Regions from separate parts of the Homo sapiens genome. Here region 2 is linked to region 1. The links are chromatin loops, found by intact Hi-C in ENCODE. Cell type or tissue: Caco-2. All regions are shown on one strand. Each heading gives the region's core, and the rest is flanking DNA. Links, peaks and the distances in the headings are about the cores only. Region 1 overlaps LINC01258 (long intergenic non-protein coding RNA 1258). Region 2 holds the start of LOC124900694 (a long non-coding RNA gene).

Region 1 (8,335 bases), core at 288-8,287:
CCTGTTTTATGGAAAAAACAGCAAAGTGTGTACAAATTAGGTAACTTGCCTGAGATAACATCCCTGGTAAGTGATGGCACCAGCATTTTAATCCAGGTGGTCTGTGACTCCATAGTGGGAACTTTCCCATTTAATTCCTACTGAAATCTGGTAGTCGTGAAAATAATTTCTCTATCTCAAAATAACAGTCATTCCCACAACTAGTATTCTGCACATATATATGTTGGAGGTTTATTATATGCCAGGACCATGCTGGAGGCTCAGGGGTATAAGAGAATACTAGACAGAGTGCTTGCTCTCAAGGTAGCCATGCCCTTCTGGAGGTCATTCGTGTAGCATGTCATAACTGCTGTGGAGTGACGTCACACAGAATGTCTTCTAAAATTATAGCAGCATGGTCATTCAGAGGGATTTGACATGTGCTGGGAAAATCTCAGTTAATCCTAGCCACTGGATTACTTCCTGCAAAAATGTAAAAAAAAAAAAAAATACAAGGGATAGGATGTAGATGACAACCTCGCTATCATCAAATATTAGCAATAGCCAACTATATCCCTTGGTCAAATGAAAAGCCTACAGATTTTGGAATCACACAGACCCAGCTTCAAATTTCTGCTGGGTCCCTTATTAGCTGTGTGACTTTGAGCAATTTACCCAAACTCTCTGAACTTCTGTTTGTTCACCTATACAAGCAGAAGAAAAAGATCTCACCTCTTCTAGTTGCTTAGACCAGGGATTCGCCAACTTTTTCTTAAAGGAACAGATAGTAAATATTTTGGTTTTTGCTTGGCTGTATAGGCTCTGTCACAGCTACTCAGCTCTGCCATTGTAGCACAAAAGCAGCCATGGACAACATGCAGATGAGTAGGTGTGGCATTATTACAATACATTTTATTTACAAAACCAGACAGGCTGGATCTGACCCATGGGATATAGCTTGCTACCTTTTGGTTTAGAGCATTAAATGAGATATTGAAAGGAAAAAGTGTATAAAGGTCTCTGATCTACTGTAGACAATGATTGTTCATTTTCCTTCCTTCCTGCAATTTATTTAATTAGACTGATAGGACACAAAGGTGGACACTCTACCTCTCTCTTGAAGTGCTCATGGTCCACTTGAGGTGACAAGATATAGAAAATATAGAGAGTAATACACTTTTGCAAGTGCCAAATGCGAAGGAAACAGAGTGAACGGCAGAGTCATAGGAATTGAGTGAATGGAATAACGACCATAAGAAAAATGGTTAATGTCAAATGAAGGAAGAAGAAAGGATTTCCAGGCAGGAAATCTAAAGAAGGAGGAATGCTATAAGTAGTTAGAGGAAGCTCAGTGAAACTATTTGTCTGGAGAAGAGAGGGTGTATATAAGAAGAGTGAATGGCAATCAAGCTTAGCCACAGCAGTGTAGGGCTGAGTGATGGGTTCAGGAGTTTACATCTTGATCTGTAGATATCATTCAATGTGCTACTGGGTTTTTTTTTTTAATAACATAGTAGGCACTCATCAGATAATTGTTGGGTGAATAAAGTCATCTGGAAGTGATTTATGGGATGGTTGGGCAGAAAATGGCAGCTGAAAGATCAGGGATTGATGGCAACTAGCATCAGCCAGAAAGGACAGATCAAAAAGACACTGCACAGGAAGAATGGACATGACCCAGTAACCAAACTGCAGGCAAGAGGGAGGTACTATATAGAGATGATGCTGAGGTTTAAATCTGGTGACCAGAAAAATACTATTGTTGTTGATTATCTTAGTCTGTTTGTGCTGCTGTAACAAAATGCTTTAGATTGAGTAATGTATAAACAATGGAGATGTATTTCTCAGAGTTCTAGAGGCTGGAAAGTCCAAGATCAAGGTGCTGGCATGTTTGGTGTCTGGTGAGAGCCTGGTCTTTGCTTCCAAGATGACACCTCAAATGCTGTGTCCTCTGGAGGAGACAAATGCTGTGTCCTCATATAGCAGAAGGTATATGAGGTACTTATTCCATCCTTGAGGGTAGAGCCCCTATAACCTGCCTCCTAAAGGCCCCATTTCCTGATACTGTTGCATTGGGTCTCAAATTTTGGAGGGTCACAGACATTCAAACCATAGCAGTGATATAATGAAGGGTGTCACGGAAGTTGCTTTCTGGAGGAAACATTACAAATTTAGTCTTAAGCACTTGAATTTAGCATACCTGAGAACATCCAGGTGAACAAATTTGGTATGATAAGGTAGGCTCAAGAAAGAGATTGAGCATGGAAGCAGACAGAGATTAGACATCAGCCTCATAAACGGATGTCTCAGGAGAATGACTGAAGTCTTGATTCTGGCTGAGATTTGCGGACCAAAATGAGGATCTTGTGTCGAGACTGACTCAGTGACAGGGCTCTCCTTAGAAACCTCAAAGCAGCTCTCTAATTCATCCTAAGTATTATGGCAATAGAAGTGCTGAGAAATTGATAAGGTCTCATAACATGTTTTAAAATGTAAAAACAAAGATCAGAAAAAGAATTAAATAAACCTTGGGATTCTGATGTCCAGAACCGTCTTCCATACAATCCAGAAGAAAAGCCTCAGAATGTGAACTCCTACACTATGTAAATTCAATAAGTACACCTAGTAAGAGTAATCCCATTGAGTTCAGATAATAGAAGACATGGAAATGTGTCACCAATAATAATCATAAGACATTCTCAGCACTTTTCCACATGTGGCTAACGCAATCATAACTTAGCAAAGCTACTTTCAGATATACATCAGAATTTCTTGCTCTGTTAAATACAATTTTATGGCAAATCTTTTGCAATTTTCAATAGATCTCAACTTGATCTACTTCTCTTGTCTTGCACCTGCCTCAATTTTCTTGCTACTACTGTGAGGGAGGGGTTTTCTGTTGACTAGAAAGGGAAGTGATTTATGGGGCAAGAGGCAAAAGAAATGGATCCATCTAGAATAGCATTTTTATTATATTTTCTCTAAGTAAAATCAGAAAACTGTTACCCAGAGGTATTATGATCTGGCCATGTTAGACTCCAGCTCCTTATTAAATTGGTGAGTTATGGAGAAGGTGTTACCATCCGAGACAGTTTTTCATTTTCGTCTTTCCATTTAACTATTTCTTGAAGCTGATGAAATACATAGTACTTAGGTTATTGCAGGGTCAGGCAGAACGTTCTTTTTAGGGAATACATAGCAGTGAAAGAATTGTAGGATTTTTAAATCTGGCATCAGAGCTTGGCAAGTTTAAACATCCAAAAACATCCCTTTTTGTGTAAAAAGGGAAAACTCTAATCCAGAGAGACTAAATGACTAAAAGACTCAGAGTGTGCTGCAGAACCAGGTCTGGAACCCTAGAATCCTGGCTCCCAGTCCGTTACTTCAAGTACAACTTTTTCGAAATTCACATTGGCCACGAGTAGATTCTCCTTCCATTGTAAAAGAGCATTTAGGCCACAACCAGCAGAAACACTAAGCTGCCGATTTCTGTTCATGATGCGTCCACCTGGTCATCTTCTGACATTTTCCAAGGGCTGGGACAGCTTTGGAAAGCCCTGTTAGAGACCAGGTTATTTTAAGGTGGAAAACAGAAATCCTAAAAAGCCCAGGCATATACTTGCTTTTTTTTTTTTTTTTTTTTTTTTAATGGAGAAGCTGAGGGACCCAAGAGCCAGCCCTGAAACCTTGATATTTAAAGCAGTTGTCTGTAGACATAATACCCTAGTTTGATCAAAGGGTTGGGCCACACAATCCCAGGGAACAGGAAGGCTGACAAGGGGGGAAGGGCCCTTTGTCCAGGAGGCCTGGAATCCGGATGCCCTGGTTGGCGAGGCTGCTGGCCCTGCTGGGGAGGGGCTGAGGCCCAGTCTATGCCCGCGTTCCTCCCCCTGCCCTTCTGGTCCCTACACTGAGAGATCAGACAGAGCCTGCTGTCTCCCCACACTCAGTATCTGATCAGTTTTCTTCAGGACATTAATAAAATGAATCTATAGGCTTTGCTTGTATTTTTGTTGTTGTTTAATTCTACAATCAGAAAAGGTAAGCACCCCAGTTTAACTCTTTGAGTCTTTCTCCCAGCATGTGGCTTCCTAAACAAATATTTCATCTATCGTTCAGGTCACATTCTTGACCTTGTTGTTTCAGGTGCCTGATAATTCTGGGCTAATGACGGCCTGGCGAGCACGTTGGTTCCCCCACCACCACCCCACCACTCTCCAGTGCACCCTGCCCTCCCTCCTGTCCCCAGCAGCTTTCCCTGGGCTCATTTTAGTACCAGCCCCTTCCCCATTAATTGCTTTTCCTTCGGTAGCCTTTCTTTTCTTTATCAAAGTGCTTGCTCTGAAGGCTTCTACTTCAGATTCCTGCCCCCAGTGCCCTTGGCCTGTTCATTATTTAATTTTGCTTTCAGTCCCCTGCCTGTCAGGCAATGTCTGCACCCTGTGATTGTTTTCATTTTTGAAAGTCTCCAAAGATCACAGCCTTGTAGACACACTTTAAAAATATTATAATGATTTCTGGTGTGCGCACGCGTGTACACGCACACAGACATGAATGAATTAGAAAAATGTGCTTTGGACCGACCTAGGTTCTCTGAAGCACAGAATTTGACTGATAAAAGGGCTTTATGCACTGCCCCCTGGCCCTGCTGACAACACTACCCCTAATGCCTCTCCTTCTGCTTTATGAGTTGCTGAGATGGGTGTTTTTCTGTAGTCAGTCAAACAAATACATAAAGTAACTTCTAGAGCTTTTCGGCATTGTACTAAGCTGGCTGAAGGCATTTTAGAGATCCAATCTTGCTGAGGGGCTTGCATTAACATGGAAGGAAGCAACACTCTCTGATAGCAACTGACATAGGTCTAGTCATGCAGTAAAGCATTCAAAATAATCCGGAGAAAGGGTAACAGATCGAGCCTTTGGGGATGAATGATAACTGGATTCAGGAAAGTTCTTCTGATTTTTCTTTTTGACCCCTAAACGTCAGATGTGTTCAACATTATTACGGACTGAGTTCTATTCCCCCAAAATGTGTATGTTGAATCCCTAACCCCCAGTGTCTCAGAATGTGACTGTTTTTTGAGACAGGGTCTTTAAAGAGGTAATTAAGTTAAAATGAGTTCACTGGGGTAAGCCCTAATCTGATCTCTGGTGTCCTTGTAAGAAGAGATTTGGACAGACCTGCAAGGAGGGAGATGTATGTGGGGCACAGGGAGCAGAAGGCCATCCTCAAGCTAAAAAGAGTGGTCTTAGAAGAAGCCAGCCCTGGCAGCACTTTGAGTTGGGACTTGCAGCCTCTGGAACTATGAGAGAAGAAACTCCTATTGTTTAAGCACCCACTGTGTGGTACCTTGTTATGGAAGCCCTGGCAAACTAATGCAAACATCGGTATTTCAAGATGGTGTTAGTTCTAGATGAACAATGAAATTAATCACAGAGCAATTTCTGGGCAGGAAGTGGCTTTTCTGCCCCTGTTTGGGTTTCCAGGCACTTAATTCTTATTTGCGGACAAGCAGTAGATATTCAGCATGTGTTTATTGGGCACTTCCTTCATGCCACACGCTGCACTAGGCCAAGCAACAGAGATTCAGAAGCCTATGGCTGTATCTAGAGTCCAGATGAGATGAGCTTCTCAAACTGGCAGTGGATGCATGTTGATGACGGTTCCCCAAGGTAATCTTCTTCCTAGGACCTAATGGCCATGTTGTAATAAGACTTTTCTTCTTTAGTTGCTAATTTGATTCCTAAAGTATTAGGTACATGTAAAATAGCCTTTTTGTGTAGATCAAAATGTTGAATTAAATGCAATATGGAACAGAAAATGATTAGAATGCATTCTGGAACAGAAAAAAGATATTAATGAAAAAACCGATGAAATCCAAATGAAGTAGTTCAGCTAATAATAATGTGCCAATGTGAATTTCTTAGTTTTTCTACATGTATCTTGGTTATTTCTATGGTTTGAATGTGTCCCCTAAAGTTCATGTGTTGGAAACATAATCCCCAATGCAACAAAGTTAGGAGATAAGACTTAATAGGTGATTAGGTCACGACAGCTCTGACATCATGAATAGATTAATTTCATTACATGGAAGTGGGTTTGTTTGGTGAGAGTAGGTTTGTTAGAAAAGTGAGTTCAGGCCAGGCATGGTGTTTCACACCTATAATCCCAGCATTTTGGGAGTCTGAGGCAGGAGGATTGCTTGAGGCCAGGAGTTCCAGATCAGCCTGGATAACATAGTGAGACCCTGTCTCTACAAAGAACGAAAAAAAATTAGTCAGGTATGGCCTGGCACCGTGGCTCATGCCTGTAATCCCAGCACGTTGGGAGGCCAAGGTGGGTGGATCACGAGGTCAGGAGATTGAGACCATCCTGGCTAACACGGTGAAACCCGGTCTCTACTAAAAACACAAAAAATTAGCCGGGTGTGGTGGTGGGCGCCTGTAGTCCCAGCTACTCGGGAGGCTGAGGCAGGAGAATGGCATGAACGCAGGAGACAGAGCTTGCAGTGAGCCGAGATCATGTCACTGCACTCTAGCCTGGGTGATAGAGAAAAACCCTTCCTCAAAATGAACAAACAACAACAACAACAAAAGTGAGTTGAGCCTCCTCCTGCTCTTGCACTTTCACTCTCATGCTGTCTTGCCCTTCTACCTTCAGCCATGTGATGACACTGCACAAAAGCCCTCACCAGATGCTGGACCCATGCTCTTAGACTTCCCAGCCTTCACAACCCTGAACAAAATAGACTTCTATTGTTTATAAATTACCCAGCTTCATGTGTTCTTTTATAGCAATATGAAATGAACTAAGACCATTGTGTAACATGCTAACATTAGGGGAAATGAGGTAAAAGATGTGTATAGGAATTCTCTCTATAATCTTGGCAACTTTTCTATGAATTCCAAAAATCTAAAATTATTCCAAATTAAAAGCTTATTTTAAAAATGTTGGAATATTGGCGATTTTACATGGCTTAACCTAATAGGTAAAATCCAGATATTTAAATATAAAGCTGTCTGATACAACCTTTTAATGATACAGTAGTAGGATTTATGTTTGAAATTGAAGTATGTTTTCCTTATAGATGTTTTTAGATAATTGATAGGCTTTTGTACCTTGGCAGCCCAGCTCCTGGATGCCTAGCCAGTATATGTACAAGTAAGAACTAACTGAGCTTTCAAAGATAAAGGACCCTATAGCCATTACTGAGGGACAGCTTGGGCTGAGACCAGCTAATGGAGCTTCTTTCACTTCTTTGACTAGGCAAGGATAAGCTGGGGACTATGTGCTGATGGAATGACTGATTCCTTCTGTTCTTGGGCATCAGTGGACACCCAACACAGCCTCATTCAAGGAGAACTGGTCACTTTCAACTCCTTTCTTCAGCAGAGGATCCTTCCTTCCTTCCCTCCCCACTGGGTCATGTGAGGACAGAAGGATTGTGCTATATCAGTTTTGGGGGATTCCACATTCTCATTTAGAGGAAAAAGAACCTGCTTCCAGTTTTACCCCTGGAACTAGAAAATTAATCTTTGATCAGACCAATCCCATTTAAGAAATTTGTTTTGTTTGGCTGGCAAGTATTTGAAATTTTAAATAATTATTTGCCACACTTCTAAATTGGGAAGTTTTACAAAAATATCTGGATATATGACTTCTCTTAAACCATCAGAAGTTCCAGCAACAGTTCTAAGTATATTCCACATAGAAAAGACTGATTGGAGCTGAACAGTTGTTGTGCCCTTTCAAAGGGTCATATGCTCTGTGTTTACTCATAGTCTCCACACAGCCCTCTCCGCTCACTCATCCAGCCACTTTCAGCATTTGAGTTTACAACCCCCAGTCTAGATCAGTGTTTTTCAAACTATAGGTCATCCCATTGTGGGAGTCATTAAATCAGTGTCTTGGATAACCAGTATGATATGGTTTGGCTCTCTGTCCCCACCCAAATCTCATCTTATAGTTCCCATAATTCCCACGTGTTGTGAGAGGGACCCAGTGGGAAATGGCTGAATCATGGGGGTGGGTCTTTCCCATGCTGTTCTAGTGATAGTGAATGGGTCTCATGAGATCTGATGATTTTAAAAATGGGAGTTTCCCTGCGCAAGCCCTCTTTTTGCCTGCTGCCATCCATGTAAGATGTGACTTGCTCCTCCTTGCCATCTGCCGTGATTGTGAGGCCTCCCCAGCCACATGGAACTGTGAGCTCTCCATTAAACCTCTATCCTTTGTAAATTGCCCAGTCTCGGGTATGTCTTTATCAGCAGCATGAAAACAAACTAATACAGTAAATTGGTACCACTAGAGTCAGGCACTGCTGAAAAGATACCCAAAAATGTGGAAGCAACTTTG
Region 2 (8,335 bases), core at 221-8,220, 150 kb after region 1:
AGCATGAAAAAAGAAGCCAGAGGCAGTGTGGTGGGTCCGAGGAGACCTAGGTGGAAGGATGGGGCTGGCAAATCCCAGAGTAAGCCCAGCAAACAAGATGACCTGGCAGGAGGCTGCCACTGTCCCCAAGGGAAATAGTGCTAGTTATACCAACTCTTTTGAGCAAATGTCCATCCATGTGTATAGGTCAGAGCATTTCCCTAATCCTAGCCACAAGCCGAGAGAGGGGCAGGCTGCAGGCACGGCTGGGTCTCTCCCGCTCTATTTCTTTGGGATTCTGTGCAGTGTCATGCGGGGTAAGCTGCAGCTGCATACCATTTTTTTTTTTTTTCCTCTCCGAATAAAGCTCAGGTCTTTTTTTCTCTGAGTGGCTTAGCTGAGTCCCTTGGAACTGGTTTCCTATTGACTCGGGCTCTTGACTCTGCCAGCCTGGGAGAAATCAGGTCAGTTTAATCACTGCTGATGTCATAAAACCAGCTTACTTAATGGAAGCCTTAATAGAGGGTGGGGTAGGGAAGGGAGCTGAGATCACCCTGGAGGAGAACTCCAAGGGTGGGCGGCTAATGAGGGTTGGAGAAAGGTGGACCCATGGGCGGTGGCTGCCCACGGCCTTTGAAGTTTCATTTGCAGTGTTTTATGAGCCCATGCTGGAGTAAATTGTACCTGCAGGCTGCTGCACTTTGCCCTCCCCAGCAAAAGGAGGTGGAATTCACACTAGTAATGTCTGGCTGGAGGTGAGAGCTTGGGATCCAGAAAGCAAGGAAGCCATAGAGTTTAGCTGGCCCTGACCCTGCAGTGGGAGCTCAGTGTCCCCCTGCTCAGCCTCGCAGGGGTCTCTGTGGGGCTCCCTCTGTGGCCAAGCCACCTTCTCTGGGGGGTTCGCTCAGGCTTTGAAGTGCTTGAGGTCCTAAGATGAGGAGGAAAGAGGAGTGATCAGGGGATAAGTATTTCATATTTCAGATAATGGCACTGATTCTGTACAAACTCAGAATGGAGGTGCAGGTAATCTGTTGAGGAGTTGTTTGCTTTTGTGATTTCAAGCAGTTGTGTTCAAACACCTGTGCATAAACCACTGGCCTCAGAATGGAGGCGCCCAATAGACTTGTAGATTCCTGGTTCTGCAGGCCCGGGGTGGAGTCCACCCTTTGTTGACAGGCGCCCAGGTGAGGCTGACGACCCATCCGATTTTGAAAGCCCTCACCTAGACCCGTAAATGCAGAGGGACTCTGAGGAGGTGGTGGTCTCTGATGAGTAGGCATCCATGGCTTGCTATGCACGTGCCCCTGACAGCCAATAACATCACCCGGTGGGAGCTTGTTAGAAATGAAGAATGCCAGGCCTTCTGAAGCGGAACCTACATTCTTTTTTTTTTTTTTTTTTTTTTTTGAGACAGAGTCTCGCTCTGTCGCCCAGGCTGGAGTGCAGTGGCGCGATCTCTGCTCACTGCAAGCTCCGCCTCCCGGGTTCACGCCATTCTCCTGCCTCAGCCTCCCAAATAGCTGGGACTACAGGCGCCTGCCACCACACCTGGCTAATTTTTTTGTATTTTTAGTAGAGACGGGGTTTCACCATGTTAGCCAGGATGGTCTCAATCTCCTGACCTCGTGATCTGCCCGCCTCGGCCTCCCAAAGTGCTGGGATTACAGGTGTGAGCCACCGTGCCCAGCCTCGGAACCTACATTCTAATCAGCTTTGCAGGTGATTTGTATGCACATCACAGCCCGAGACCCACTGGTTTAGACTCCATGTCATTGAAACCGCTATTACCTGTTAGCTTCCTTGTTGGAGAAGGCCAAGTTGGCCTCCGTGGATGGTGGGTCTTTGGACTATTAATAGCTTTCTGATTCAGCAGTGGAGAGGTCTGGTTGCCAGGAACAAGGCTGCTGCGGGCATTGGCTTTTGTAGCTTGAAGTTGGATATTTGCCTGGATCGAAACACATTAACCAATCAGATACAGTGTATCTGTTTCCTGTTGCTGCTGTAACAAATGAATACATTACCACACATAGTAGATTAAAATAACACATTTATTATCTTACAGTTTCAGAGGTCAGAAGTCCAAAATGGATTTCACTGGGATAAAATCAAGGTGTTGGCAGCTCTCTCTCTCTGTAGGCTCTAGGGGAGAATTCATTTCCTTGCCTTTCCCAACTTCTAGAGGCTGTCTCCATTCCTGGGCTCGTGGCCCCTACTTCCATCTTCAAGGCCACCAGTGTAAGCATCCTCACACATTCTCTAACTGACTTTCCTCCCTACCTCTTTCCTTGATAAAGACCTTGAGATTTTGTTGGCCCCCCTTAGAGAACCCAAGATAATCTGCCCATCTCAAGATCTTTAATTTCATCACATCTGCAAAGACGCTTTTACCATGTAAGGGAACACCTTCACGGTTCTGGGGATTAGGATTTGGACCTTTTGGGGATGCCATTTTCTGCCTACCACAATCATATAAAACAGCCTAAATGAAGCCAATCAGCCATGTGCCTGGCACTTACGTAGCTAATAAATGTCAACCTGCCTGCTCTCAGGCCTGGCCCAATTCATGGATTCCAGAACTTTGGCCACAGTCCCCTTCTGCTACTGTAGCAGAGTTTTTGGTTCAGTATGTGTGAGGTGGGGCCTGAAGCTTTGCATTACTAACAAGTTGCCAGGTGATCCTGGTATCACTGGTTCCAGGATAATAGTTTGAGAACTACTGGCCTAGTGAACAGGGAGAGGGTTTCAAAACCAGGCAGACCAGGGTTTGAAATCTGCTCTACTGTTTGAGAAATTAAACACCTTGGGACTCATTTTCTCATTTGCAAAGGGTTCTCATAAAGTTTAAATGATTCAGAATGGAGCATCGTAGCTTGTACAGAATAGAAGTTTAATCACCAATTATTGAGCCATATGTTACAGATTTTTTTTCTCTTTATCGCAGTCATAAGATTTTCGTGTTATTGTATGACATAGGCCTTGCAGTGACACAGAGCTCCTGCTCTAGGTTGAATTGTACCGCCCCCCCACCACCTCTAAAGTTCGTATGTTGAACTTCTAACCCCTGGTACCTCAGAATGTGAGGTTGCAACAGGATCGTTGCAAGTGTAATTAGTTAAAATAAAGTGTTTGGGGTAGGCTCTAATCCAACGTGACTGAGTCCTTAATAAAGGGGAAAATTTGGATGCAGAGACAAACAGAGGGAAGACAATGGAAACAAACAAAGACAACATCATCTGTAAACGAAGGAACTACCAGAGCCAGGAGAAGGGCCTGGAGCAGATCCTTTCCTAGCACTATCAGAGGGAGTATGGCCGGCCCACATCTTGATTTTTGGATTTTGGCCTCCAGAACTGTGAGATAATAAATTTCTTTTTTTTTTTTTTCTTTTTTGAGACAGAGTCTCGCTCTGTCACCCGGGCTGGAGTGCAATGGCGCAATCTTGGCTCACTGCAACCTCCGCCTCCCAGGTTCAAGCGATTCTCCGGCCTCAGCCTCCTGAGTAGCTGGGAATTACAGGCATGCACCACCACGCCCGGCTAATTTTTGTATTTTTAGTAGAGACGGGGTTTTACCATGTTGGCCAGGCTGGTCTCAAATTCCTGACCTCAGGTGATCTGCCTGCCTCGGCCTCCCAAAGTGCTGGGATTACAGGTGTGAGCCACAGCGCCCAGCTGAGATGATAAGTTCCTTTTGTGTAGGTCAGTCTGTTTGTGGTACTTTGTTACACCAGCCCTAGGAAATTTATATAGCCCTGATCAAAGGAATTTCTTTGTTTCTTCATTACTTACTAGAACACCCTAGATGATGAATCCAGTGAGGGTCAACAGCAGAGAGGAGCTGCCCAGCAGAGAGGAGCTGCCCACCACACCCTCCACCCCATCTTCCTGAGCCTTCTGTGGAAGCACTGGTTTGCTAGCCTCTGAAGGGCCATGGGCCCAGCACCAGGTGCCCTCAGCTCTGAGGCCAGGCCGTTACCTGCATTCAAGATGGACACTGGCTAGAGAAAGCATGTCCACAGGGCTGGTCAGTAGGAAAGGGGTTGTGTTTCTGGAAGGGTGCATCTAACCCAGGGGTTGGTGAGCATTTTCCTAACCCAGGGCCAGGTAGTAAACATTTTTGGCTTTGCCAGTCATGCAGTCTCTGTCACAGCCACTGCACTCTACTACTTTAGCACAAAAGCAGCCATAGGCAATACATTTAAAAAGACGAGCGTGACTGCGTTCCAATAAAATTTTATTTATAAAAAACAGACAGCAGGCTGGATTTGACCTGTGTGTTGTAGTTTGCTAACCTTGCTGAGTAACATCCCCTGACCCTCACTGGTGGGGCCTGTGTTTTTGCTTTCACATTTATTTCACTTGGCATTCAGGGTAGCCACCATACACCCCATGCAAATGACAATCCATATTGGTCCAGACTTAGTTCCAGATGAAACTCATTACCAGATAGTTCCCAGGCTCAGGGATATCAAATGGGATCCAGCAGACAGCCACTTCCCACTGATAAGCAAGGATTCCAGGTCTGAAGGGCAAATGACGAAAGGGAACCTTCAGTCTGCAGAGAAAAGTCAGAATCCTTGGCTCCCAATCAGCAGGTCTTGCAGCATCTCAGCCCTCACACAAATCCCTGGGTCTCCATGATTGGGTGAGTCACTAATGGGTTAACAGCTGAGCTCCATCCTGAAGTTTGGCTCCAGTGCACCTTTAGAATAACAACCTGGGTCTGGATTAACATTCAAGAAAACAACCCCTCAGGAAAGTGTTCTGTAATAAAAGGATCCTATTTCCTCTCTGCCAGCTCCCACCTTTTTCTTTCAAGTCAAGTCTGAAGCAAGCTCAGAAACCTGTCAAGCTATGAATGATGAGTCAGACATTTAACCAAACAAATTTGCTCTCCTGGTGCCACTTGACACCTGCATGAGCCTGCAGTGGTGAAGGTGGGGTTTGTGAAGAGGCAGCAGCCTCCATGGATGAGGTCTTGCACAAACGCTCATCTACATTAAGGAAGTAGCGTGGCCAGCCACAGCTTCAGCCCAGGTCTGCGCACCGTGTTCTTTAAATCTTTGACCTGAACTATGTCATTGCTGAAATTCCTTAAAGCAACTACTTACATCTATAAAATGTTCATTGCCACCAGCCAGATGCTTAGACAAAGGGAAGCCCTGGTCCTTGTGTCTTGAGAGGTCTGAGACACTTGAGGCCTAACGGAAGATTTACTCTACTTCTCCCACGCCTCTTGCCAGCTAGGAGTTGTCCTCAAATATTAAAGCTGGGAGTAAAGGGAAGGGGTTCTTTTACTGTATTATATTACACCATATTACATCAAATCCTCATCTCGACTCCATGAGGTAGGGATTATTCTTTCAATTTTACAGATGAGGAAACTGAGGCTCAGAAAGATGACGATTCTCTAATGACACAAAGCTAGTCTATCAATCTGTTCTCACACTGTTATAAAGATATACCTGAGACTGAGTAATTTATGGAGAAAAGAGATTTAGTTGACTCACAGTTCTGCGGGCTAGACAGGAGGCATGGCTGGGGAGACCTCAGGAAACTTACAATCATGGTGGAAGGCAAAGGGGAAGTAGGTACAATCTTCACACAGTAAGGAAGGAGAGAGAGAGAGAGAGAGACAGCAAAGCAGGGAAGTGCTACACACTTTCAAACAACCAGATCTCATGAGAACTCTGTCACAAGAACAGCAAGGAGAATGTTCACCCCCATGATTCAATCACCTTCCACCAGGTCCTTCTCTCAACATTGGGGATTACAATTCAACGTGAGATTTAGGTGGGGACACAGAGCCAAACCATATCAGCTAGAAAGTAGCAGAGACGGGGTAGAATCCACTCCCCTGTCTCCCAGGGCACTGCTGCCTCTGCTCTGCCAGCTGGAGAGTCCTTCTACTCTGATCCGGATCACTCCATGAGGAGCTAGAAGAGAAGGTGGAGACGGTATGAATATTGGGGTATAACCTGGAGTAGCTCCAGAGTAATTGTAATTTGATTCAAATCAAATCCAGATACTGATACTGCCTTCCCAGAAATATGGTCTACCAGACTGGGCCATGAGCAAAATGGAATCCTTATACCCACGTTAGGCAACCAGGTTGAATTTGTTGAGGTTGAATTTGTTGAGCTATGCATTGCATGGATTCACCTCATAGGCACTTCAGGCAAGTGAGGCTCCAAGTGCATACTTCCTATAATTTTATTAATACTCATGATTGCCCCTAGGGATTTATGCCCAGATGGAAATGGAGGGCAGCCTATTTACACTGAGTGAAATTCTGTCATATGGGAAAAAGAGGATAAAAGAATGAAGGCCTGGTGCAGTGGCTCACGCCTGTAATCCCAACACTTTGGAAGCCCGAGACGGGAGAATTGCTTGGGCCTAAGGAGTTCAAGATCAACCTGGGCAATGTAGTGAGGCCTTGTCTTCTTGAAAAATAAAAAAATTAGCCAGGCATGATGGCATGTGCACCTGTAGTCCCAGCTACTCAGGAAGCAGAGGTAGGAGGATAACCTGAGCGCAGGAGGTCAAGGCTGTGGTAAGCCAAGATAGCACAACTGCACTCCAGCCTGGGTGACAGACTGAGGCCCCTATCTCAAAAATAAATAAATAAATAAAAAATAAAAGACTGGAAACCTTCCAGTACATACTAGGAGCTTATAAAAGTTCATATTCTTTGACTTGAAGTTGTAGATTGCTTTCAAACTGGCCCTGCATCTCTGCCCCTCCCTGTGTTAGGATGTCATTTATATAGCTCCTCTTATCAAAGGATGGAGTCTAGTTCCCCACTCCTTGAATCTGGGCTGGCCTTGTGACTGACTTAGACAATAGAATGCACCAGAAATGAGGATGTGCCAATTTTAAGCCTTGCACACTTCTGCTTGCTCTCTTGGAACCCTGTCCAACTCTAATGTGACAAGCCAGTGCCAGCCTGCTGAAGGATGAGACCACATGAAGCAGAGACAAGCTGTCCTAGCTGCCTCCAGCTTAAACAAGCTAGCCCCTGCCCCATCTAGCCCCTAACTACAAATGCATGGTTCAGCCCTGTCTAGATTGTAAGAACCATCTAGATGAAGCCAACCTAAATTACTGACCCCAGAACTGTGAGGTAAACAATTGTGGTTATTTTAAGTCAGTAAGTTTTGGCCTAGTTTGTTTTGCAAAAGCTGTGTGATGTACTCAGTAACTTTTTAGATAGAAACCCATTCTAGTGATATAGTCAGAAGTTCAAGCAGAATGTGTATATATTTAAAACTCATCTCAGTGTTGATTATGAGCAAATACAATTTCTGTAAAAACCTAAATAACTTATAATAAGGGATTGGCAAAATAAATCTTGTATCCGTATAATGCAATTGTGTAATGTAGCCAGTTAAATGCACAGAAATGGAGTAATTTATACTGCCACACATTGCATACACTGCAGAGGACTCTAAGTATAAAAAGAAATGGGGGAGGTCTCAATAGCCTGCAGTGATCTCCAGGTTGCTGGGTTTTAAAAAAAAGGTTTATAAAGTTTGCATAGCTGAGTTAGAGAGAGAGAAGAATGAATAGCTGGAACACAGAGGATTTTTAGGGCAGTGAAACTATTCTGTACGATACTATAGTGGTAGATACATGTAATTTTACCTTTGTCCAGACCCATAGAATGTACAACACCAAGAGTGAACCCTAACGTAAACTATAGATTTTGGATGATAATGATGTGTCAATGTTGGTTCATCCATTGTAGCAAATGGTCCACTCTGGTAGGGGATGTTCATCCTAAGAGATATGCATGTGTGGGGGTAGAGGGCATATGGGAACTCTCTCGTAAACCTAAAACTGCTCTAAAAAATAAAGTCTATTTTTAAAAAAAGTTTGCATAACTTATCTGGAAAAGGGGAATATAGCAAATATATATTTGCTTATGTTTTAAAATGGAAGGGAAGAACAAAACTATTTTTAAATGGAAGGGGAAAGAATAGGGTAAAAAAAATACAGAAATGGAAGCTAGACTTTTCTAAATGCACCGTGGTTTATAGATTTGAGTTAGGGACTATGTAAATATTTTATGCAATTTTGAAATTAAAATGTTTTAAATTCCTAAAGATAAAAACCAAAATGAAATAGAAGAATTTGACACTGTATGGAATTGGTGGCATAACCACATAGGAGCTATTTCTTTTTTTTTTTTTTTTGAGATGAATCTCACTTTGCTGCCCAGGCTGAAGTGCAGTGGTGCGATCTCGACTCACTGCAACCTCTGCCTCCTGTGTTCAAGCGATTCTCCTGCCTCAGCCTCCAGAGTAGCTAGAACCACAGGCATGTGCCACCACACCTGGCTAATTTTTGTATTTTTT

The links. Hi-C counts contacts between places; a loop is a spot of excess contacts. Peaks named below come from ENCODE experiments on the same cell type or tissue, not always from the same donor. Only the 100,000 strongest peaks of a DNase experiment are listed, where the experiment ranks them.
Region 2: a loop joins it to region 1, with 15 times the contacts of the local background. A loop is called at or near these places in 1 of 110 quality-filtered maps.

Annotation. Positions count from the first base shown.
Region 1 is chr4:38,420,224-38,428,558 of GRCh38, reverse strand. LINC01258 (long intergenic non-protein coding RNA 1258) reads left to right here. Exons shown (of 8, transcript NR_110951.1): 8 at 7,247-7,897. Among named protein-coding and RNA genes, the nearest start is that of LINC02513, 57 kb to the right of the region's middle. RefSeq lists an enhancer at 3,341-3,873. In Caco-2, for the core only: no CTCF peak of the experiment used is centred there; DNase peaks (open chromatin) are centred at 3,798 and 4,178.
Region 2 is chr4:38,272,070-38,280,404 of GRCh38, reverse strand. It overlaps LOC124900694 (a long non-coding RNA gene), which reads left to right and starts at 529. Exons shown (of 2, transcript XR_007058100.1): 1 at 529-734; 2 at 3,771-4,228. It overlaps LOC105374409 (a long non-coding RNA gene), which reads right to left and starts at 423. Exons shown (of 2, transcript NR_188373.1): 1 at 316-423. RefSeq lists an enhancer at 1,230-1,399. In Caco-2, for the core only: no CTCF peak of the experiment used is centred there; DNase peaks (open chromatin) are centred at 604 and 4,914.